5 separate regions of the Mus musculus genome follow, and all the other regions are linked to region 4. The links are chromatin loops, found by intact Hi-C in ENCODE. Cell type or tissue: left cerebral cortex. All regions are shown on one strand. Each heading gives the region's core, and the rest is flanking DNA. Links, peaks and the distances in the headings are about the cores only. Region 1 overlaps Mrtfb (myocardin related transcription factor B). Region 2 overlaps Mrtfb (myocardin related transcription factor B). Region 3 holds the start of Mrtfb (myocardin related transcription factor B). Region 4 holds the start of Gm32596 (a long non-coding RNA gene). Region 5 overlaps Parn (poly(A)-specific ribonuclease (deadenylation nuclease)).

Evidence for each region. Peaks named below come from ENCODE experiments on the same cell type or tissue, not always from the same donor. Only the 100,000 strongest peaks of a DNase experiment are listed, where the experiment ranks them.
Region 1: it touches region 4 in a loop (8-fold over the local background); 21 of 42 quality-filtered maps call a loop at or near these places.
Region 2: a loop joins it to region 4, with 6 times the contacts of the local background. A loop is called at or near these places in 16 of 42 quality-filtered maps.
Region 3: a loop joins it to region 4, with 7 times the contacts of the local background. A loop is called at or near these places in 14 of 42 quality-filtered maps.
Region 5: a loop joins it to region 4, with 2.6 times the contacts of the local background. A loop is called at or near these places in 2 of 42 quality-filtered maps.

What each region holds. Positions count from the first base shown.
Region 1 is chr16:13,407,259-13,412,176 of GRCm38, reverse strand. Mrtfb (myocardin related transcription factor B) reads right to left here. Exons shown (of 17, transcript NM_001122667.2): 16 at 2,500-2,560; 17 at 1-17. The region is part of intron 1 of Gm15738 (a long non-coding RNA gene); the gene reads left to right. Among named protein-coding and RNA genes, the nearest start is that of Gm15738, 13 kb to the left of the region's middle. In left cerebral cortex, for the core only: CTCF peaks have their summits at 446 (motif pointing right), 1,218 (motif pointing right) and 2,180 (motif pointing right); DNase peaks (open chromatin) are centred at 483 and 2,193.
Region 2 is chr16:13,355,492-13,360,409 of GRCm38, reverse strand. The region is part of intron 3 of Mrtfb (myocardin related transcription factor B); the gene reads right to left. All of the region lies in intron 3 of LOC115488652 (a long non-coding RNA gene), which reads left to right. Among named protein-coding and RNA genes, the nearest start is that of Gm15738, 65 kb to the left of the region's middle. In left cerebral cortex, for the core only: a CTCF peak has its summit at 2,550; DNase peaks (open chromatin) are centred at 797, 2,139, 2,437 and 4,174; H3K4me3 peaks cover 2,808 bases; H3K27ac peaks cover 3,818 bases.
Region 3 is chr16:13,254,048-13,258,965 of GRCm38, reverse strand. Mrtfb (myocardin related transcription factor B) reads right to left here and starts at 2,485. Exons shown (of 17, transcript NM_001122667.2): 1 at 2,412-2,485. In left cerebral cortex, for the core only: CTCF peaks have their summits at 2,404 and 2,608; DNase peaks (open chromatin) are centred at 2,048, 2,515 and 2,679; H3K4me3 peaks cover 2,548 bases; H3K27ac peaks cover 1,638 bases.
Region 4 is chr16:13,157,358-13,162,275 of GRCm38, reverse strand. Gm32596 (a long non-coding RNA gene) reads left to right here and starts at 2,981. Exons shown (of 3, transcript XR_384684.2): 1 at 2,981-3,070; 2 at 3,179-3,270. In left cerebral cortex, for the core only: CTCF peaks have their summits at 1,968 and 3,907 (motif pointing right); DNase peaks (open chromatin) are centred at 1,952, 2,949 and 3,903; H3K4me3 peaks cover 987 bases; H3K27ac peaks cover 2,694 bases.
Region 5 is chr16:13,625,597-13,630,514 of GRCm38, reverse strand. Parn (poly(A)-specific ribonuclease (deadenylation nuclease)) reads left to right here. Exons shown (of 24, transcript NM_028761.3): 15 at 890-932; 16 at 2,066-2,141; 17 at 4,291-4,401. Among named protein-coding and RNA genes, the nearest start is that of Parn, 40 kb to the left of the region's middle. In left cerebral cortex, for the core only: a CTCF peak has its summit at 1,963 (motif pointing right); DNase peaks (open chromatin) are centred at 490 and 1,966.

The DNA.
Region 1 (4,918 bases), core at 284-4,283, 250 kb before region 4:
TATTGGGAAGGAAATCTCTGTGCAGAAGAATTGATGGTGTTAGTAAGTATTTGCTGCCATTGAACTATATTAGTGACTATTCTGTCATCCTCTCTTACATCTTAGAGGCAGAGAGAGCATGCTCTAATTCTTTTTAAATTTAATTTTAAAAAGTCATTATAGTTGGATGGTATTTCAGTTTGTCAATACAGTCTAGAAAGTTACAAAACAGACACAGTACACCTTATCAATAACGCAAGGCTGAAGTCACCTCCTTTGCCCTCCTTCCTAAAGGTGAGGCAGGTCAGCCACTGCTCTCAATTCTTGTTCTGAGTTATCTGAACTTTGGACAATTAGGTAAACAGCTTAATAAGTACCAATTAGTTATTTAATTTATTCTTAAACATTAATTTGTACTTATGTATACAAGTGTGTGAACGTGCTCCTGTGTGTAGGAACCCATGGAGGCCAGCAGAGGGTGTCTGATCCCGAGCTAGCATTACAGGTATTTGTGAATCCAAAATGGGTGGTAAGAACCAAATTCTAGCCCTCAGCAAGAGCAGAACGTGTTCTTATGTGTTGAATCATCTTCCCAGTCCCAGTCTATTTAATTTTTTGTGGCTCTCTGTGTGTAAGGCAGAGATAAATGCAAACGTCTTCTTCAGAGCTAACTAGCCCTACGGTTTGGGATGGGGTCATCTCCCCAATGGCTGGGCAGCAAGCCCCAAGGATCCACTTGTCCTCCCCTCCCCAACACTAGGATTATAGGCATTGTTATTGTGTTCTGGGGGGAACCAAGTTCAGGTCCTCAGGCTTGCATGGCACACTGAGAGAGTCATCTCCCTACGTGATCATATTGACTCCTTAATAGGGCAACCAGCAAACCAACAGACCTTCTGTTATGGACAGACTAGTGCTCACATAGATGAATTTTAATAACTTCCTCCACTGTTGTTTTGAGATGACTTCTTGTTTTGTGTAGACTTGGCTGATTTAGAACTCAGTATGTGGACCAGGCTGCTTGGAACTTGGAGAGCTCTGCCTATCTCTGCCTCTCGAGTCCTGGGATTAAATGTGTGTGCCATCATGTTAGATTCTTTCTCATCTTTCTGAGAATACAGTAGGTGAAAGAATTAATGAACCATAAACTTAAAAGCTTATTGTATCTGGGTATTTTGTCTGCATGTGTGTCTGTGTGCTATGTGTGTGCAGTACTCATGGAGGCCACAGGAGGGCGTTGGAGTCCTCCTAGGACTGGAGTTACAAACAGTTGTGATTCACCATGTGGTGCTGGGAATTGAACCTGAATCACTGGAAAAAAACCTTATCTTTATCAGACTGAGCAAAAACTGCATGCCTGATTTTTAAATACACATTTATTTTTTAACTCCCAAGTTTTCAGTTTAACATATTCTGAAAGACCAATGTAGTTCTCAGCAGACTTTCACTTATTCATGTGGCCCACATGCAGATGGCAATGTCCTTCACTATGCCATGGACTCTGCTCAGGGCATCAGCGTCTATCAGATGTGTTCAATACAGATGGAGAAATAGTAATTACTACTTCAAACTCCTGACTTCTTTCACCGTACGACTTTGTACATGCACACATACGTGTACGCATGTGCACATAGGTGTGTATGTGATATGCCAGGATGGTAGTTCACATTTGTATTGCAGTGCTCTGCCACTGGGCTGCAACTATCCCAGGAAGTTTCTGAAAAACTGATCCTTGCTTACTTGTAAAGGCAGGTGAGCTGAGGCACGTGCTAACGTCTGGTTTAAAGGCAACATACTGTAAATGATGGCTTACTTTATTTATTTATTTTTTTTTTTGTTTTTTTGAGACAGGGTTTCTCTGTATAGCCCTGGCTGTCCTGGAACTTGCTCTGTAGACCAGGCTGGCCTAGAACTCAGAAATCCGCCTGCCTCTGCCTCCTGAGTGCTGGGATTAAAGGCGTGTGCCACCACGCCCAGCTGGCTTACTTTATTTTTAACTACAGTTTATTACTTATGAATGTGCATGCTACCACAGCATGTATGTGGAGGTCAGAGAACAACTTGTGGGGGTTAGTTCTCTTTCATGGTGTGGATTCTGGGTATCAAACTCAGGTCACTAAGCTTGGCAACAAGCACCTTTACCCACTGAGTAATATCTGTAGCCCTGATGTATGACGTACTCTGAATTTTAATAGAACAACCACCAGAGGGAGCTCAGGCTAAGTTATTGGAAAGTTCTCACTCCATAGAGCATGCTTTGCTGGCCCAGCTCTAATGTGTGAGACATCTTTCCTTTTTTCCAAGTGACAGCTATGGGGATCTAACATCATGCCATCCTTCAGTGTGGAGCCAAAGGGCTTTCTTTCCTCTGTTATGTGGTTTGATGGCCTAGCTTGAGCAGGTTTGTTAGAACTGGATGTTTCTCAGTTTCCAAGACAACATCCAGCTTTAGAGGAAGGCTGTCCTAGGCCTGTGGTATGACACTGCTTCCCTTGGGCTTGTGTCCAGCCTTTGACCCACCTCCACTCTTTATGAGGATGTCGAAGAGGTCGTCCATCTGCTGACTGTGCACACTGGAAACCTGCAGCCAAGGAGGACAGAGTTAGCGGCCTGCACCAGGGGCACTTCACCAAGGGGTCCACTGAGCCTTGGTTTTACTCTAACATTTGATAGTCTAGAAAACAGCCAAGTTGCTTGGGAAATGAAGATATTTAAGCCAAACCACCAGAGCATGATAGGTCAACTAAGAATCAAGGAAGAAGCCAGCGCTGTGACTTGCATGTGTGCTCTGCTTTTCCTGAATGGCACTTTGGGAGGTGTCTAATACTTTATTCAAAGAGGGTCTGAGTCAATCTGCATTCAGCAAGAATTGCTATAGCTCAGATGAGCACACTGTGCACATGGTTTTACCGTTGAGGTTGATTTGGCATGTAAGTTACACTTACCGTATGTGGTAGTTTGAATGAAAATGATCTTCACTGGCTCACAGGGAGTGGCATTATTTAAAAAAACTAAGACCCGTGGCTTTGTTGGAGTAGGTGTGTTACTAAGGGCGAGTTTTAGGATTTTATAAGCTCAAGCCAGGCTCAGAGGCTCATTCTTTCTCTACTGCCTGGTGAACCAGAGGCAGAGCTCTTGGCTACTTCTCCAGTACCATGTCTGCCTTTGCTGCCTTGCTTCTGGCCATGATGATAATAGACTGAACCTCTGAACTATAAGCCAGCTCCAATTAAATGCTTTTCTTTATAAGAGTTGCCATGGTCATGGTATTATCTATTCACAGCAATAGAATCCTAACCAAGACAGCACAGATCATGGAGTTTAATGATCTAATATGTATGTGTCTATGAACCCATCAACAAGATTATCATTTGTCAACTGGGAAGCCCCTCATCTCCAGGACCCGCTGTCCTTCAGAACACATGAATTCCTGTCAGTGCCTCAGACATGTTCTTCTTGAGGTTAAGGTATGGGAGCATTGTCTTACGCAGCGACATTATTCCGAGCTGGATCCATGGTGTAGTATATAGCTTAGGGATAGTTTACTGCTTTTATTGCTGGTCAGTAATCCATGTTTGGGAATGTCTGCTTGCTTGGTCACTGACTTAATTGGTGGGCTTCCCACTTTTGGACTGTTAACAAAGCTGCTATAGAAATCTGTGCACAGCTCTACACTACTATGCCCTGTGCCTTTCTCACGGTAAGTTACCTAAGAGTAAATCTAATGGGTCTCAGAGTGGATGTACACTTAACATCTTGGAAAATGGCGAAACTGTTTCCCAACATTATCCCATGTTCTCCCAAAGCAGGTGTTCTGCATCCCCGCTGCACCGCCTGAGGGGAGTTGTGGGATGGAGATGTGGTTCTACTGCAGTTCCTGGGTGACTAGTGACTGCAGAGGGTCTGTACACTATTCACTAGCTATTTACCATCCTTGGTAAAACATGTTTAAGTCTTTTTCCATGAGCACATCTAGTAAGTTTCTTGTTTCAATAGTGTGTTTTCCCCAATCTTTGACTTAAAAATCCATGTCTTTGTGTTTGATGGATTATGTTTTGTTTATCTGAAATTCTTTGGAGTTTACATATATTATTAAAGGACACTCTCACTTGATATAGGATCTGGGTAGTAGTCTCTTGGAATCCTCCTCACTAAGAACTTAAAACAATGCTGCACTCTTTCTGGCTCCCATTAGTTTTAAAAACTATATTTATTTTGTGAGTGTGCTTGTGCACATACACGTTGTTGTATGTGTGCCTTGACGCACGGTAGAGGTCAGAGGACTGCTTGCAAGAGGGTTCTCACCTTTCACTATGAGAGTCCTGTGCATGGAACTCAGTTAGTCTGGCTTGGTTGGCAAGCTTACTGAGCTACCTTGGCAGTCTCTTTTTATCATTAATAAAAAAAACAACAACCTGACATTAGTCACATAGTAGTTGTCCCCTTACGCTTTTCTCTCTAGTATCTCTTACCTTTACTTCCGATAATGTGATTGTGAAGGAATGTGAAATGCTACGATGTAATGTGGAATATTATGATGTGATATAATGAGGAATGCTATGATGTAACAGGAATTCTGAACACCTCAAAGCTGAAAACACAAGCTATTACCTCATCTAGTTCTTAGCTGTCCCACTGCCTTGTTTCTCTTTCTATGGTGAGAAACCATTACACAGGCTCTGAGGTTGTAGTGACTGGTGTGTGTGTGTATGGCTTTCTTTAAATTAAAGATTAAGTGACATGAAGCAACTGTCTATATTTATGGGCCACACATGTGCACAATGGAATGGGCTAGCTCAGGAGGACTCGGACTGTACCCTGTTCAGACAGACCCACCCACCAGCCATTAGCATAGCTTCCCCTTCTCTCTGCTAAGCCCATCTATGATTTTGTTTTTCTCTCCTTCCTTCCTTCCTTCCTTCCTTCCTTCCTTCCTTCC
Region 2 (4,918 bases), core at 345-4,344, 200 kb before region 4:
ACAAAAGTCATGCTGTACCTGGGCTTGAGCCTAAAGACCTGTCACTCACAGCCTCTCTTTGCTCTTTCAATACTACACTGTTTACTGCACTGTATAACCCTCAGGATTGCCAGGGAGATTCTAATTATGTGATCAATCAGCTCATGATTCTTCTACCATGGACACATGTCTGCAGGATGTATGTATGTATGTATGATGTATGCATGCACGGTGTTGGGAATCAAACCTGGGACTCTTACGTGCTAGGCACATGCTTCACACCTCTCTACTCCTTATGTTCATACTTTTGATCCTTGCTTCCTAAGTCCTTTAAATCACATTCTGCTGTTTTGTTATCTTTTTATTTCTCCTATTCTATTTAACTTGCCTGATTTCACAAGCATACAAACCTGTTTTAAATATATGGCATTAAGAGGAACTGACATTTAAACAGCTTAACCGATGCAAAAGGAATTCTTAAACTGTTTTATCAATGAATGATTTAAAAACTTTAAGCCCACCTGACCCCTGTAACGAGTCTCCGTGTGTCCTAAAAACTCCCCTGGCACTGACTGTTCCAGCAATCTGCAGTAACACACACTGTGTAGAGGCAGAGCATGCCCATTGTTCAGTTCTTGGCAGCAGTAACTTACATTTCACTCTGTGTTATCTGTTGTGACCTAGGTGTTTCCTGACCATTCTCAAAAGCAGTTTGACTCCGGGAAGTCAAAGAATGATTTATTTTCATCTTTTGCAAGCTACAGCACGCCCTCATCATTTGCACTCTTAGTATCTGAGAGAAAAGGATGGAAGCACTCGCTACTCAGGGCAACAGGGTTCCTTACAGGCGATCTGTCTGCAGGAGGAACCGGAGCTGAGCAGGCCAGGAAGGGTCTGCAGACAGAGCTGAGGGAGTGAGGAAGGAAGCCTCCCCGAGAGGACTGGGTGGGCACGGGGATCAATAACACTCAGGTCTCAATCTGTTCAGATTCGGGCTTCCTCACCCACAGCCCTTGCTCTCCGCTGTAACAGAAGCATGCTGCGCAAACAGGAACAGGAATTCCCAGATCTCTGGCCATTTTCTTAATTAGTGCAGTGCTTGCCGACAATTCTAACCACCAGTAAGCATTCACAAGCTTATTTGCTTGCTTTTTTTTTTTTTTTAAATCAAACTATGCAACATGCTTTTAAATCAATATGCAGATAATGCACACACAGCTGAGTCATCATTTCAGGACTCAAGGAGACAAACAACAAACGTCCAACATATTAATCGGGAAAATTATTTTTCCTGGAATTATGTGGCTGTAAACACAAATAAAGCAGTGTTCTGGTTAATAATAAAAATGGAATAGCCTCTCCAAAACCCACAGGGTTTGGAGGAGAATCCCCAAACTGGGAAAAATACACAAACAAATCTGGACAAATTAAACTGAAGCCAGGACTGGCTTCCTAACTGTCATTATCAGTAGCAATTATTGCCAACTGTTCATGTCCTGTCAACTCTGTCTCTCTGCAAGCAGGATTAAACATTCACCATAGAGAACTCAGGAGTAAGGGCAACAGCAAACAGAGAGACACACAGACATACAGTGGTAGACAGACATGCCAGCCAGCAAGGTGACAGGAACAGGAATGTAGCCATCCTGCCCTGTCCAGAGACAGACTGACCTTCCTTGAGACTTTTCTGGTTGCTTCCCTCAAGGCATTCCTTTTCTTTGAAAGGTTCAAAATCCTCAGCAGTTAAAATTTCTGGGAAGCCTTGTGGCTGCTTCTTGGAGCTATCGATCATGGTGAAGACTTCTGGAGACAGGCAGCATCCAGCAGGAGATAAGCTTGATTCGCAGGACAGTAGAGAGCACAGAACACTCTGGTCCTGCTCCCTCCTCACAGCACACTGGTCACAGAGCAATTAAGTCTCTAAGTGACATAAGGCAGCCATTCGCTTGGAGTTCCCAGCTTGACCTGCAGACACACTCCTTCGGGTGGGAGCCTTTAACTCTTCCACACTAGAGGAAGGCAGAGGCTGCGAGGCACGACTCTTAAGATCCCACCCCCTTTCCCAGCCATCCCCCTTCCCTTTGCCATTCCAGCCTCCCCCGCGCTGGCTGCTTCAATCTGCAGCTAGATGCTCCCAATCATCTGACGAGCACTGAGTCAAGCAGTTAAAAATAAAATCTCTAGCTATTAAAGAGAAACCTTTGCTGATAACAGGAAGATGAACGGCTGGCTGCCGTCTCTGCTGTGCTCTCTGTAAGCAAAGCCCTGGGCTGTGAAATACTTCACACTGGCCAGACGAGCCCATGCATTACTCATGAAGTTCTCCAGCTAAACAAATGACAGAAGAGGACATCCAAAGGAAGCAGTTTTATCTCTGCAGAGGCACCTCACTGAATAAACATGCTACCAGCACATGTGGGTGGAAAGCATCCCTTCCCTCCCACGTTCCTCTGTGGGAGCCTCTTGCTACATAGGGCTATCCCTGGCAGAGCTTTATAGCCAGGAATGTGCTGCAAATCCGGCTGCTTCCTTGGCTATTCAGAGCCCATGGAGCAGCAGTTTGCCTTTGTGCCACTAGTCGGCTGAGAGAGCTAGCATCACTAGGATTCTTTTTTAAAGGAGAATTGTTCTCCCAAGTACAAAGCAACACCACTAAGAGATGTTCCTAAAAGATTTAATCAGCGATGGGCTGGAGTTTCATTTCACAACACGCGTGCCTTTTCTGCAAGGTACAGGTGGCTACTCACACATGCAAGGGGCACTCTGGAAGGAAATGTTTATGGATGGAAATTCCAGGCAACGTGGAAACAAGTTTGTTTCCACATACACCAAACACACACCAGCAGACACAATAATTTTTAGAGTTCAAACCATGTGCCTTTGCATAGAGCTCCCATATGCCCATCAACAAATGGTAGTGGCACAAGAGCCGTGCTCGATGAGGAGTCTTGTCGAATGAGTAATTTTACTTGTACACAGCCAAGGGACAAGACTAAGCTGAAAAAAAAAAATACAGGAGAAAATAGCTGACAACACTGTTCCTGACCAGTGACCAGGCACGACTGATGGATGATGAAGAAAAAAGCCTCTAAAGGATGGATATTTCTTCTGAAGAGAAAATGAGGTGATATTAGTCATACACAGCATGGCCTCGGTGGACTGAAGAAAGGGTTACATCCTGCACACAGGTGAAGCAGTATTTCCCCTCCTAGCACAGAGGGGTTTGGATCAAACATCCTGAAAATCTTTTGCCTCTGGTTTCAAGGCAGTCAACCCACACTATCCTACTGAGATTGCTATCTGCCCTTCTCCCACATCTCTGGAGAATGGGATTTTACAACATATGACATGTTTCTTGTCAACGGAGGCTCCTTTTGAAGCAACAGAAGTCTTCCAGCATAGTCTAAGTCTAAGAGCACATGGAAGTGTCTATCACACTGCCCTCAAGCAAACCTCTGCTACTGTCCCCTGTCTCTGGACCTAGTTTCCCGATACAGCATTCCTGTCCTTCCAAGAGTCACAAGGAGTGACTGCTCTTTACTGGGTACTTCATCAACTTTTTTGCACATATTACACGGTATCCCAGCAGTCCTGCTGAGCTTCATGGTGATTTGAACATTACAGACATTGAAGAACGAAGACCAGGATCACAAAGGCTTAGAACTGAAGCAAAGTTGCTGTTCTCCACAGAGGAAGGTCTTCGTATTGCACTGCACTGCCTAGTTTCTCTACACTAGGCCCGAGTTCTAAGTTTTGGCTAGAGACATGTAGCAGCACAAGTCATGAGTTTATCACATCCCTGCTCTTTGGGGAGTAACCACAAGGCACTAATTTATAAAAGTATTTTAACTTTTTATGAAGCAGTAACACTTTATCTATTTATCTATCAATCAATCAGTTATCCTGTTGATAGACTTGCAAAATCAGTATTATCAACTCAATTTACAGATGGGAAAACTGAGAGATAGCATATCTCATAAGTGAGGCCAGGATTCTTATAAAACAAACTTGGCTCTAGTGCTTCCATCTTACAGTGCTTTGCAAAAGGAACAGTAAAAACAACAGGGAGCATGCACTTTTCTAGGGTGCTGCTCAATGTTTTCAGTTTATAGGTTCAAACACACACACATATTTTACACTCATCACTTTAAAACTTGAAACTCTGTGTCGTCGACGTCTTTGTGAAGGAAACTCTGCCGACACGTTATCTCTCCATGAAAGTGTCAGCCTCCCATCAACGAAGCACCATCTGCTGCAGGCTTATAGCAAAGCCTCAGCTTTGTCATTTTGAAAAGAAATAATTTCTCTAGTAATGGAGATACCTAAAAAATGTTTTTGCTGTTTTTCAAAGAATTTGAAATAGTTTCAAATTCACAAAGCATTTTCCCCAAACTTTCTGTGAGAATTTCTGATACTATCTCTTCAAGAGCATTGTTGAGCATGTTCTTACACATAAGGCTACCTTTTTACAGAGCCATAGCCTTCTTGTTCCTGCTCTGTCCTCTCACCCTTCCCCCCCTCCATTCCCACCACCCCTCTCTCCACATGCTCATGGCTGGCCTCTACTTCTCTGCTTCCTCGATCTCTCTCTCTCTCTCTCTCTCTCTCTCTCTCTCTCTCTCTCTCTCTCTCTCTCCCACCCTCTCAATTCCCCTCCCCATGCCCCCAAATAAACTCTATTCTATACAAAAAAAAAAAAAAAGTCAGTATTGAGCGACTGAGGCTGATAAGCTGCTACTAGCAATCCACAAACTCCATCCAAGTTCCAAACTGTCCAAATAGCAAAAGGGATCCAAAGCTAGGTCCCATCTGTAGTTTGGGTTTGAGGACCACATCCTTGTGATGAGACTGGGTGACACAGTTGGTAGGAAGACTATCATCCTGTCTGTAGTTACAGATGTCCCCCAATTTATGTCCTGATAAATTAATTTTAAATAAA
Region 3 (4,918 bases), core at 280-4,279, 97 kb before region 4:
ACTGGATAGTGTTTGCCTAATGCAATAAAAATGAATTACTTTCACTTAGATGAATTGTTCAACTTTACAAGGGTTCATTGTATCTATGTCTAGACAACTTTAAATGTGGCATCCTATTTTCATAAGTCTTTACTTAGATGTTAATTTCCATAGTGCCTTTCTAAAGTAATAAGCAATACAGAATAAATGTTCTATAGCAAGAAGCAACTTATATTTAAAGAAAAAAAGGCAAAAATAAACTTTTTCAGATTTAAACAATTTGGAATTTACTGCTGTAGCTACAAATGGACTGAGCTGAACTTTTCTTGATTTTTTTTCCCCTTCCATGGAGAAGTTTCCAATGAAGACAAGCTTGTTTGTGAGCCAACCCCTAGAACTGCTTAGATAGGTAATTTTAGTTTTCACTTTTGAGCACATCTGTATTCTCCAAATGCACTACTATCCCTAAGTAGAAAAGGCTCCGGGGCTACACTGGTACTCAAGGACACTCCCAACAGCCCATCACCATCCTGGCTTCCAACTCCACTCTCACCTCATGCCAGTCAGCAGTTCAAGTGTGACCAACATTTCCAACAAGGATTCCCCCAAAAGAGAAACAACTGCAGATGAACAGGTACTAACCTGGCTCCTGAGAGCCAGAGATGATGATCCATGAAAGAGTCCCTAGCCAGAGGCTGTCTTTTTATGTATCAGACTCACAGAGAGAATTTTATTTTTACTTCCCAGTGAAAAGTGTGTATTAGATTCTGCTGTTATAATTAGCTAGATAGTGGAGCGTGTGCTTTATATAGTGGTTCTCAAGAGGGCAGAACTGTCCCCATAGCACATTGTTAGTTACTGAAGAGACTCCTAGACGGCAGCGGAAAGCATCTGCAGTGTTTCCAGCCCTGGACCGAGAGCCATCTAACACATGAGTGGTGGAGGTGATAATGAAGGCTACCCTGGCCCACTATAGATTAACATACTTTAGGATTCAATATTGAACCATGTGGCAAGTCATTCTCGAAAACACCCACCACCCTGCCCCAATTATGTAGTCCAACAAGGTGAAGGAAAGGGAACTGTGTGAACTTCCACAGCACATTACACCTGCATCTACTAGACACACATGGAGCATACTGCCAAGTGCAACAATTTCAATCTTCTATTTCCTTATTACTAACAATAAGCATGAGGGATTTTGTGTACTCCATTAAATGTAGAGAACTCGGGCTTTGTATTGGTTACAATGTAGCCTGGAATACAGCATCCCTGGAGGGCTGTATTATCTGAGCCTAACCAGAGACAGGCTGTGATTTATCTTGCACGCTGTCAGTCAGCCTACATTGTTTTTCTCATTAGCATCAATTACCCCAAGTAACACGGTTTTATCTCAGGTCCCAATCTTTGTTCCTGACTTTGAGACTCACTGTCCCACAAGTGCATGCGTACATACGTGAGTGTGTGTCTCCAAACATACTCACTAGCCGCAGGGTCCGTGATATTACGTCCTACCTAGCTGGGTGTCTGGGCTGCACTAACGCCATAGCACGTATTTCTTCTTCACATCTAAAGGAGAGCACTCTACTGACCTTGGATCACGTATAGGAAGATATAGTATGAACTTCGTGTCAGGGTGGCAAACATTTGCCACAGAACCAAAAGTTAGGAACTTCACAACCGCTCATCCTAAGAGTGCGATCTCAAGCTTCAGAAAAGAATCAAACTTTTCAAAGTTTCTTTGCCTGAGGCAAACCTTGAGCTATCCTCGTGGCCTGAGACCCTACACCCGCCGCACCCCTCGTCACTGTCACACCGCGTCTGCTCATACACAGGGCCAAAGGGTAGCTTCTGAACACTGAGAACTAGGCAAAGTTTCAGGGACAGAACAAAAGCGGTGGAAAACTTTCTCCCTGGAAACCCGGAACGCTGCGTGCGTGCAATTTCGGGAGGGCTTGCAGACACACCCTCTGCAGCCCCGCGGGGACCCCAGGGGAAGAGCCGCGAGCAGGGCTGGGGAGGAGGATGGAAGGTGAGTCCGGGGCGTGGGCCGTCCCCATCCCACCACGTCCCCGTCGAGTGGCTCCGGCCAAGGCGCTGCTGCACCTCACTGCAGTTCCAGCGTGGGAGCGCGCAAGCGAAGCGCCTGGTACCAACTCCAGGCTGCCCGGGAAGATCGGGCCGCGGCCGCACACAGGGGACCCCCGACGAGGGAAGCCCGGACCCGGTAGCCCCGAGACCGCGGCCGCCCCGCCCCGCCCCGCCCCGCGCGAGTCCCGGGACAGCGCGCACCCGGAGGCGCCGCAGCAACCTCGAGGGGCCACCGAGGACGCGGGCCTTCCGTCCGTCCCTCTCCCGGGGCCCGGCCTCGCCCTCCGCAGCTCTCCCCTGCCTCAGTCCCAACGGCCGCCTCGCACCCGCTCGCCGCTCACCTCCCCGGCCGCTGCCGCCGCCGCCGCCACCGCTGCCGCAGCTACCACCGGATCTCGCGAGACTTCGCTCCGCCCCCGTGCTTACCCTCCTCCCGTCTGAAGGCACGGAGCCCGTCCTGGAAGCTCCAGGTAGCGCCGAGCCGACTCCCGGAGGTTTACACCCTGCTTCCCTTCTCCCACCCGGCATCCGCCCTCGCCCCTGACCCGGAAAAGTTAAAACCCAGGTGCGAGGCCGCCCGCTCCCGCCGCGCTCTCACCTGGCTGCCCCGGGGCGCATGCGCAGCTGGGCTGCGGAGCTGGGAGCTCTTTGGTTGCTGCCTAAGCTCTGGCTGCTCCCAGTCAGATAGATGGTCAGTCAGTGCCGGCTACCCTAGCAAGCAAACAGCTCATGCTGCCTCACTAAGTGCATTCTTGCCGCCTCCCCATTCCAGAAGGAGGTTGCAGCGGACGAGCAGACCGGCCTGTGGAGTCGGTGCGTTTCTGATGCCACACCCGCACCTGTAGGAACCCCTCCTCTTGAGCCCTGCCTCACTCTCCACCCCTCTGTAGTTCTTCCGAGTGGAAGAAGTGACCCCAATAGGGGGTCTGTTGCAACCCATCTTAATGCAACTAGACAAGAGAACGCTTTTCACACTTTCTCCAACTCTGTAGAGCCCTAAAAGCAAAATATGTTCGAAAACAGTGGGAGAACCCAGGATAGAATGGTTCATGGACATAGAGCCAGGGCATTCGTGGAGTTAGGTCAGCTGTTCGGGGCCACAGGGGGTCGCATATCAGATTCTGTGTATCATTTACATTGATTCATAACAGCAAAATAACTTTATGGTTGGGGGATCACCACAACATGAGGAACTGTATTAAAGGGTCCCAGCATTAGGAAGGCTGAGAACCACTGCATTACGGTGTGACTTCTTCCCAAAAGAAAACTTAAGAGTAATTGCTTCTAAGGAAGAGAGGCTGGCATAGTGAGATGCACTAAAGTGGGTACCCATAACCTCGTGCCTTAGAGTTTTACTGCTGTAAACAGAAAATTGCCATGACCAAGGCAACTCTTATAAGGACATTTAATTGGGGCTGGCTTACGGGTTCAGAGGTTAAGTCCGTTATCATTAAGGCAGGAACATGGCAGCAACCAGGCAGATATGGTACAGAAAGAGTTGAGAGTTCTACAGCTTCATCTGAAGGCTGCTAGGAGAAGAATGGCTTCCAGGCAGCTAGGGTGAGAGCCTTAAAGCCCATGCCCACAGTGACACACCTACTCCAACAAGGCCACATCTTCTAATAGTGCCACTCCCTGGGCAGAGCATATACGAACCATCACACTTCCGAAGCCTGCAATAAAGAAAATACCCATATGGTCTTAGTAACACAGTATTTGAATTTGCATGACTCTAGGGCCTGGCACTGCCTTGTGACAAGGTCTTTGTCTTAGTTTGAGTTTCTATTGCTGTGAAGAGACATTATGACAACTCTTATAAAGGAAAACATTTAATTGGAGCTGGCTTACAGTTCAGAGGTTTAGTATAGTATAGTCATGATGGGAAACATGGCAAAGTGTGGGAAGACATGGTATTGGAGAGGCAGCTGAGAGTTCTACATCTGGATTTTCAGGCAGCAGGAAGAGAGATTGAGCCACTGAGCGTGGCTTGAGCTTTTCAAAACTCATAGCCCACCTCAGTGACACACTTCCTCCAAGGCCACAGCTCCTAATAGTGCCATACCCTGTGGGCCTATGGGGGCCATTTTTATTCAGTCTTGTTTTGTATATTCCTGTGAGCTGGCCCCTCTGTGACAGCTTCTGCAGAATCAAGAGCCTGGAAGGTTCTATCTCATCCCTGAAAACTGCACTGAGGCCTGCTAAGCTAACCCATCCTGATGATCTCATAGTGTCAACAAATGTGGGTCCAGACCTTCCTTACCTGTGCTGCCTGGAAACCACTCCTCTTACAGAGACCGAACATATAGATGTTGAACGTGATGATGTAGCCCAATAAAATGGGGTGTGGATGAAGAAAGGAAATCCCAGACCTCCATAGGCAGGTTCTCCAGGGAAAGAACCAACAGATACCCTATAGATGCATGAGAGGACTTACCATGGATGCTAAGACCCACAATATGCTGCCAGCAAGACTAGCAATGATGGAAGACGCGACAAGTTCAAGTTCAAAGGCCTGAGAACCAGAATTGCTGACGATATAACTCTCAGTTTTAGGCTGAAGGCCCAAGAAAAAGGAAGGAGTTGGGAGGGAACTGGCCACGTCTCAGAGTCTGAGAATCAGAGCCTTTGAATGTCTCCTGGTGAAGGACAGAAGACTGGTGTCCCTGGCTCTACAAGACTGTACCAGTTTGTCTTCAGCTCTTAAGGCTTACTCGGCCCACTGAGGCAAGTCTTTTCCAGGCCTGCCTCACATTGTCACACACCTCAGTGGAAGTAGGTGTTGTTTCTTTTTCACAGATAAATTCAACAAGAGTCTAGACAATGAGTGGACTTGCCTAAGGACACGCAA
Region 4 (4,918 bases), core at 273-4,272:
ATATATGTTAAAAGACAGCCATAGGAACAGATAGGGGCTGCATGAGAATTGGGAGAGGGGGAGGAAAAGATGGGGAGATGAAGGAAATAATCAAGCCTTTGGGGTAAGGTGAGCCGTCAAATGAAAGCAGGAAAGCCCCGTCTCAGGTTAGCCAGCAGAGCAGGTGTCCCCAAGAAAATATCTATTTAGAAAAAAGGGAAAAGTCTCTTTACTATCTATTGAGGGTGTTTTAGAAGTCAGAAAAGCCCTACATAGTTTTTAGAAGCTCATAAGCAAGGCCATGTGTAGAAACATGCTCATATTTTTCCAATCAAAGATATTTACATGAAAAATAAATCTGGGCCACCCTGCCTCTGAGGCTGTATACTTTTGATTAACTCCACCTGACTAGATGCCTTTTTTTTTCCATTTTAAGTGTACATGTGCTCATTTCCCCCTAATTTAATCAGCTTGCTGGTGTACACACCTCCAAGTGTTTAGTAATTTCATGCGTGTGTTTTGCAAGCACAGGTGACAGCAGCCCTCAAGTGCACTCAGGCTGTAGACTTGACTCAACTTGCTTTCACTGGCTCAAGAATGGGCTTCTCTGTCCTGTGGCTGCCTGGGGTGGGGAGGGGGCGGGGTACAACTCAAGGTGCCTCGGTTTTCCATTGCTACCTAAGGTTTCTACCCACGTCTTCTCCTGAGCCATTGCCAATCCTTGCTCACCTGATCCCCTGGCTTCCACTCCCTCCAGGCCTGTGAACAGGCCGCTGAGTAGTAGAAGTGAGTGGCGCTTGCAGTGGCAGACACTCTGGAGGGCAAGGTGTGACACTCAGCCCTCTGTGGTGTGGTCCCTTTACACTGGTCTTTTTATGTGTCTTCACTAAATATAAGTAACAAATCCTTAGACATGGACAAGTAAGGAGCCCCCAGGAGATCACAACGAATATAGTGTTGGACAGCTGGTTTTTTTTTCCTCCACTAAAGTGTCTGTCTGCCTGTCTGTCGTCTATCTGAACCACTGGGTCATGGCATGCCAAGAAAGCACTTCCTAAGTTACATATTCACAACCCTCTTTACCTTTCCTTTCGGGATAGTCTCACCAAGTTGCCCAGGTTGGCCCTAAACTTACTTTACAGCCCAGTTACTTTTCATTTTTCCTTAGTGGCTGGAATTGCAGGTCTGTGTCATCAGGCTTGGCTAACTATATTTCTTCTTTAAAAACAAACAAACAAACAAACGAACATTAAAGTTTAGTGTGGCAGTTCACTTTTATCTTAGCACTCAGGAGGCTGCTGTAGGGAGATTTTGCCTTTGACACTAGCTTGGGTTGTCTCAAAAACAAAACCAGTACAATTGGAACAAAAATCACTGGTCGGGTTTCTATGCTGTAAGGTGCACACAGGTAGGCACGGCTGCTGGTTTTGGGTGCGTGTGTCGTAGAACCGCTGCCACTAAGGTCACAAACCTTTTTATTTTTTAATTTTTATTTATTTATTTATTTATTTATTTATTTATCTATCTATTTTTACCTATTCTTGGTGTCTTTGCGGAGGTGGCCAATTTTTATCTTCAATCGGGAAGCTTCTTGGTTTTGACGGATTCGACTTCTAGAAGCCTAGGGTTTAACGTGGGGTTTCCGGCAATCTTAAGAAATTCATACCACTTCCCCTAAATATATTTCTCCCTCAAGGGGGAAAATGCTCTCTGACCGACCAGACTCCGGACTTCTGGTCTGACTCAGGCTTGTCCCGGGGCGTGCTGGGGCTCCGATGAGAAGCAGCGACTATTCTCTCCGTTTGTTCATGAGTCATGCTGCAAGTCAGGAATCTTCCCCACCCCCACCCCGCCTTCCCTGCTTTCCCATGTCATGCTTAGGCAAGAACCAGCAGAGGCAGATACTCCCTATTCAAAGCGTCTCCGTCCTTAGTCCAGTACCACAGCGTAGTGTAAGACGCGCGACTCAACGGGGACCCCTACTGTCGAGACCCGGAAGGACAGCGTGGGCGCGGAGGTTTGCTTGGAGCACACCCCAAAGGCAGTGTCGGTTCCCGCCCACCCTCGCCGCAAAAGTACCTGCACATTTCTGTTCGCTTTGTTTTAGTCAGTGAAAATGCTGGGTTTCATCACGTCGTTTTCATACATATCATAATCCTTTGCTCACAGTCACTCTCAATTGCCTTCTTGTGTCTGTCTCTCCTTTTCCCTGCCGCAGGTCTTCTTCCTCATCTACTGCCATGCCACATATATTTATAGTTTAATTAATTCTTTTTTAAAAAAAGAAGTCCAGATTCCTCAATGAGACAAAAAGTAATATTTGTCTCAGGCCGGCTTCTTTAAAAAAAAAAAAATCCCCCCCCCCCACAAAAAAAAAAACCCCTTGACTGTCTACAGTTCCACCCATCTCTCTGAACTGACCCAAGTCTTCTTGTCACAATACACTAATGGGGCTGATGGCAGACCCTGGCTCTTGCTAATAGTGTTGCGATAACCGTGGGTGTGCAGTGACCTATTGGGTGCTGCTCCAGGCAGGAAGCCACAGAGCAGCAGCTGGATCCTCAGTACAGTCCCACACTCATTTGCCCCACCCTCATCTCATCTATTAGTGACAAGAATGTGGTCTGAGTCTCAAGTTTTCAGCCTCTGTCAGCACTGGAGCAATTAATCATACTCGCTTCCGGGATGAACCTTCCCCAAGCTATCAGCCTCCCCTAAGGGAGAGCTTTAGGCTGTGAGCCAGAGGTTTTCAGGACCGTGAGGACTGAGAAGACCCAGCTTAAAAAAGCCCAAGCTGCAACTTCTTAACCAGTGCTTTGGGGGCCCTGATCCCAAATTTCCCTTCCACGGGTCCTGATGGGAGTTTGTGGATGCTTCAACTAGGATGAGTGTCACGGCCATGTCAACCTGAGATTCATCTGCTGTGTGGATGTGTCGAAGCACAGGGCTCTGTTTTGAGACCCAGTCACCATAGCAACCCAGCTGCCCCAGTTACAGTGCTCTCAGCACCACCAAAATAACAATCCTCTCCAAGCTGCTGAATGTCGACTTTCAGCTCCAGGTGACAGTAACCAGCACACATTTTGATTTCGTAAGTTTTTGGAAGGAGGTTTTAAGTAATAATAATAAGCCTCTGAAGCTGGGTTACGTATGTAAAGGGGCTCTAGGCTGATCCTTTGTTATCTTCCAACACCCACAGACCACAGAGCCAAACAGCAATGCTGTTACAAAGCAGCAGGAAGAAGAAAGGAGCTCGCTGTGATTTCCTGGGGCTTGACACTTCCCTCCCAGGTTAGGGGTAAACACGAGAACATAAATGATGGCAACCCAGACAGGTTTTCTGTAGGTGTGACAAGCTAGAAAAGCAAAATCCATCTTTATTTTTCCTCTTCCCAACCCCATTCTCAACACATTTATTCAGTGGTGTGTGTGTGTGCGCGTGCGTGCGCGTGCGTGTGCGTGCGTGCGTGTGTGTGCGTGCGTGTGCGTGTGCGTGTGTGTGTGTGTGCATGTCTGTGCGTGCTTGTATCATTGAGTTCAAGCCATGGTGTACATGTGGGGTTTAGAGAACAACTTGTAGGAGCTACTTCTTCCCTTCTACCATGTGGGGCATGGTGACTGAATTCAGGCCATCAGACTTACCTGAAAGCATCCTTACCCACTGAACCATCTCAGTGGTCCAGCATCTTCTTTCCTTTAGTCAGCTCTGCTCCGCCTTCATTCATCTTGGTCACCTGCTAGCGAGACTACCTTCTCTCTGATGCTAGCTGACTTGACTCTTCCTGGCCTTCACCCTTTCCAGCTTCACAGCCTCCCAGGCTGTCCCCCCTGGATTCTCCACACCTGTCACCCACAGTGACCTTCTCTGGTTGCAGTGTAAGCTGACCAGCACTCCCTGCTGACTAGGTACATCACAGGTGCTAGCTGGTTCCGTTTCTCCACCTCCTCTAGATGGAGCCATTTTCTAAAGTTCTATTGTTCCTCAGAGGCCCTCAGCATTGCTTTAATGCCAGCATCTACTACATCTCCATAATACACTGTCTCCTGTCTCTGACTTACAATCAAATAATTAATTTAGAGCTATCTTTCCCCTGGGGGGAAAAAGACCCTTTCCAGACTTGCTTTAATTTTGTTAGATATTCTTATCATCTCTTGAGTCCAGGCTTAAAACTGGACATCACTTAGATTTAGTCTTTCCCTAGGCATTTTGCTGCACAGACTGCGTGTGCGCGTGTGCGTGCACATGCACATGTGAGGTCACAGAGCAGGACATCATCAGGTGTCTTCTCCTGTGCTCTCAATGCCTGAGGTGGCACCTGTCACTGAGCTTCACCTCTGTGCTGTATATTGCCTGACTTCTTACGTGGGTACTTGGGATTTGAACTCAGGACATCTCTTGTAGAGCAAGCTTCCCTCCCCAGCGCGTGATGCTTCTTCAGTTTATGTCCCTTTTTTTCCATTTCTGAAGCCTCAATTCAGTTGTGACCCTCATTTCCCATTGCTGGGGCTGTTACAGTGATTCTGGACATGGCTTCTGTCCCACCTCCCACTCTTGCAGGGTAGCCAGAAAGCATAGCCATTTCCCAGCTCAGTTGCTCTGGGTTGGCTGGCCCCGCGTGGATGCCGTGGATGCCCCTGTGTGGGTGTAACTTCCTCCTCTGATCTCTGGAGCCCTTTCATCTCTCCTGTGGCCTTTTCTGCCTTTGAATTCTCTTTGCTGCAGGACTGAGTGAGGCTTATGACCTGGACTGTGACACATCAGAAACAGACTTGCCCTGTCACACTTCCCATGCTCTCTCCTCAGCAGCCGCTGCGTGCAGCTCTGCCCAGAGATAAAGCTGCACAGGGAGCCAGTCCCTGACTAATCAAGAGCTACTCTCTCGCTGACAGATTCTGGAGGCAAAATAAACCCTTTCCTCCCCAACTTGCTTCTTGGTCA
Region 5 (4,918 bases), core at 289-4,288, 470 kb before region 4:
TGCTACTATGGCCACAGTGTTTATATTTATGAGAATTTGTCCATGGTCACTCTGTTCCCTGGTATTTCTGGTCCCTGTAGTAGAGTAGTTAAGTGGTCTCCTTTTCTCATAGCTGTGATGCACTACCTGACAAAATCAGCTGGCATCGGTGTGAGGGTACAGTCTGTCTTGATGGGAAAGGAAGGGTGGGGGTTTTGGAGTTGAGCACTTCTCACAAGAACTGATCAGGAAGCAGAGAAAGGATTTACCTGCCTTTCTCTGCTATTTTACCCACTCAGTGGTAGTGCTGCCAGCGTTCTAGGTGGGTCTTCCTTCCTCAGTTAAGCCTCTGAAAACTTCCTCAAAGACTGACACAGAGGTGTGCTCATGGTTGATTTCAAATCCAGTCATGTTGACACTGGAGCTTAGCTGCCACTGTAAGAAATGGTAGCAGGAAACTTCCCAATGCAGACTTTGGCTTCCATAAGAGTTCAGACTGCAAACCAGATGGTGGCAGTGGGCAGTGGCAGTCTGGAAGGGTGGATCCACAGAACAGTAAAATGTGCAGTGCCTGCCTCACTTTCAAGATAGATGCTAGCCTCCTCCCTCCAGGTACAGGTACGGAACCTGTCCCTTTGGCTTAGTATGGACTGCATGCAACACTTCAGTGAGTGAAGGAAGCCAGAGGATGGGACTCTGTCCTCAGCTCATCAACCACATTGCCGCTCGGTTCACACTGACCAGTGTGTTTGTTTCATCTGTCCACTTCTATGTGTTTTATGAAAGTATTTAATATGTGAAGAATATGTTTTATTTATGAAACATTTTAAGTATTTTATATTTTAACAAAGTACATTTTCAATATTGATATATATTTTATTTACCTTATTAAAATGTATTTTGTTTCCAGACTCTTGGATACTAAGTTGATGGCCAGCACACAGCCTTTTAAGGTATTATTTAAATCTGAACTATCACTCATACGATATAATTTGAGATTTCTGTTTGTTTGAGACAGACTCTTGGTATGCTAGGCAGGCCTTGAACTCACCCTGTAGCTGATAGAAGTAACCTTGAACTTCTGATCCCTCCTGCCTTTGCCTCCCATGTGGTTGGTGCAAGTGTATGCCATCATGTCCAGCTTTCTTTGAAATTTTTTGTATGACCACAAATAGCTTTGGAATTCTGATCTAGTTAAATGCGATTTCAGACACGTTAAAAAATTAGAAAGGAAGAAGAGAGAATTTTGAAAAGAACAGAAATAATATAAAAATGTGAAGTTATCTTTATTTTTCCCACCACCACCACCCTGCAACACACACACACACACACACAGGGTTTCTCTGTATAACTGCCTTGGCTGTCCTGGAATTTGCATTGTAGACCAGACTGGCCTTGAATTCAGAGATCCACCTGCGTCTGCCTCCCAAGTGCTGGAATTAAAGATGTGCTCAACCACTGCGCAGCTTGTCATGTATGTTATTCAATAGCTTATACCTGCAGACAGTTTGTCCTTTTTCTGCCTGCCTGCTTATTTTGCATATTTGGACATATATTCTAATAAGGATAATTAGTTAATTATTTACATTCTTGTCAAGGACTTTCTGAAGCCTCCTGAACAATACGTTAAGACAGTGCTTTCTAGTTCTGTGTCTCTACCAGCAATGGAACTGCCTGTAGCCTTTTTGCAGTGCCTGTCAAAGTACTGACATCCCCAACCCCTCAGCAAACAACATGGAAGTTTTTTTCCCTCTGCCAGTTTTATCCCCAAAATTTTGCTTTTGTAATGAGGTTGGCTTTAAACTCCTCCTCCTGCTGCCTCAGCCTCCCAGGTAGCTGGGATTACAAGTGAGCACCAGCACTGCCTGAGTTTATAGGTTTTACCCTGTAAGTCTTTCCATTCATCACCTTTGAGTAGTGACCCTTGAACTTGTTCCTTTCACAAATGTGTTCTAATGGCTTCTGTTCTTTTAAGAGACACAAGAGGGCAGTATGGCGTGCATTTCCCACGTGGATACCCTAAATTGGCTCTCCTTAGTCTCTTGCTGAGATGACATGTCCTAATTCTCCGCTTACTGCTTTGCAGGATATCATTAACAACACATCCCTTGCAGAGTTGGAAAAGCGGTTGAAAGAGACACCTTTTGACCCTCCCAAAGTTGGTAAGAATATTGAACACGAAAACCATCAAACTTTGGAAATTACTATGTTAATATGTTATATTCAACTTTGGAAATGCAAATACGTTATATGAAATGTCTTGGAAATGGTAATGTGTTATTTGTGGACTTTGGCTGGGTTAACTTCTAGGCCCTTGGTAGATGGCTGCTTTCTGAATAATGATGGTATTCTAGTTCCATGTCCAGCTATATCCACATCATGTTAAGAGTTTTATGGTAGCCATTTACTGTGATGTTTGGCAATTAAAGTTTTAAGGCTTTTATTTCCTAATGCTTAGAATTCTTCCAAAATTTGATGTATCCTTTTATCTGGTGCATTATTTGAAGATAGACAGTATGTCAGTGACTGATCATTGGAGATGCAATGAAAATACATTTTGGGTCTCAGAAAACCTAAGAACTAGGCGTGCTGCCTAGATGAGAGCATACCTGTGTCCTCTGAGCTAAACAATGTCACTGAGGAAAGCCTGTGTTGAGGCACTGTGTCCTCCGTCCTGTTACCCACATTGAGTTGCTGACCTGCAGTTAGCATTCTATGGGCTGTGGTCAAAGACACTGATCACAGCACTAATGGTCCAGAAGTTGGTGATGCAGGTAGTAGGGTAGCATTGCTTCCCTTCTGGGTAATAGTCCAAGAATCCAATTACGATGTGAACTGGGTAGAGGGAGGGAAACCAATACCCTGTGTGTAACTGTGTAATGGGATAATTGATCTGGGGAATAATGATCTTCAGCAGGTGGTGTCTAGGGTCTTACTTAAGCACTACATTGTTAAAAGGCTTTCTTTCTTAGCAAGTGTCAAGCCCAATATTTGGTATGTAAGGAAATTAAAGAATTCTTACATAAAAAAGCATAAATGATTCCAGCCATTCCATCACTAGTTTCCGCTCTTGCTTCTGACGAGACACTGGCCTTTTTTGGGGGGGCGGGGGGTGCTTTTTGAGACAGGGTTCCTCTGTATAGCCCTGGCTGTCCTGGAACTCACTTTGTAGACAAGGCTGGCCTCGAACTCAGAAATCTGCCTGCCTCTGCCTCCCGAGGGCTGGGATTAAAGGTGTGCACCACCATACCTGGCTCGACAGTGTTAAAAAACACTCATTTCCCACTTGATTTTAGGAAATAATTACTTATGAGTAAGAGCTGTATTCTGTCCTATTATTTTCATATTTCTTTGGCACAGAACTTACTGAAAAGCAGATTATTCTCACATTCATTCAGCACTTGTATGTGTGACTAAGAACCAACTTATGAATGGTTTTGTAGTACAGTGGCCCCATGGACTAAGGGCAGCATTACAGCAAGCTCTGATCTATTTGGTCTGTATAAATTGCTAGGTTTGCACCAGCCGGGGGCCTGCTGCATCTGGCTGGACTTGTTGTTTTCTGGGACTATTTGGGACACTGGTGGAGGATGGTCATGAGCATGTGGCATGTTCCAGGACCCTGCCATTTGCTGCCCTCCCCCAAAGCCTTACGAGGGGAGGTGGATTATCATCTCATTTTTAGACAACTGGGGGGCTGAGGGGTGCAGTGCTTTGTCCAAGGGTCACATTTGTGTGAGTGACGGAGGGAGGGATTGACGGTCATCGCATGACCTCTCAGCGCCTCTGGTTTGTTATTTACTTTGCCTACAGAGTCTTACTTTGTAGCCGAGGTTGGACTAGAACTCACTATTTAGCCTAAGCTGGTCTCAAACTTGCTGTGGTTCTTTGCCTCAGCTTCCCACGTACATCAATTTTAGGTGTGGCCACCGTGCCCAGCTTGAAGTTCTGCTTAGTCTCTGCTTTGTCCTACATGTATGGTAAGAGTAGCAAGGAGGACTTGTCACAGGATGGGAAACATAAGATTGCAAATGGCTCCAGTCGGTGTGGCTGTGGAGGCCTACAGCTGAATCTTGGTAAGGAAACTGAGGCCTTTTTTTTTTTTTTTTTGTCTGAACTGCAATTCCCATTTTTAGGGATTTTGTTATCTCATATTCTAAGAATAGAACTGAGCAATAAGACAGATTTCTTTGTGTCTTCAGGCCACATACAATACACAAGACTGCATGCAGTATGGATTTGGCCAGACATCATGCTTCATATTCTGCAGTGCTCTGGGAGAAATTGATCGTTCCTTTGTTTCCTCTTTAGAAAGTGCAGAAGGCTTTCCAAGCTACGACACAGCTTCTGAGCAGCTTCATGAGGCGGGGTACGATGCCTACATCACAGGGCTCTGCTTCATCTCCATGGCAAATTACTTAGGTACCTGAGATACATGTTTCTGTCAAATAGAGTGAATAGAGGCGGCTTAGATAACAGATCCATCCGTGTTTCTCCTGGTGCAGGAGACTTGGAATCCTGGGATTGAGGTGCCCACACCTGGACACCAGCTTTCTAACAGTTGTCGTTTACATATCCTCACACTGTAGAGTGCTTGAGGGAGGAAGCACCTGTGTTTCTCGTGAAGGAACCAGTTACCCTATTTGACCCCCAGATAGCGCATTTAAGGTTATCATTGTTTGGGATGTGGCTTCCATCTGGAAGTGGGGAAGGGATGGCAATCTGCATCACCACTGTGGTCCTAGGGTCTGGCCGTCCTTATAGAAGCAGGAGGGTGATGAGAGGGGAGCTAGAAGACTTGAGGTGGGGACACTCAGGAAGGGACAGCTGCCTGCTGCCTGTTGTAAGATGTGTGGACCTTCAAGAGTACCATTACCTCTCTGAGTGTAACTCACCATGTCTGAGCTTCTGCACGTTGACCATGTACTGTGTGTAATAT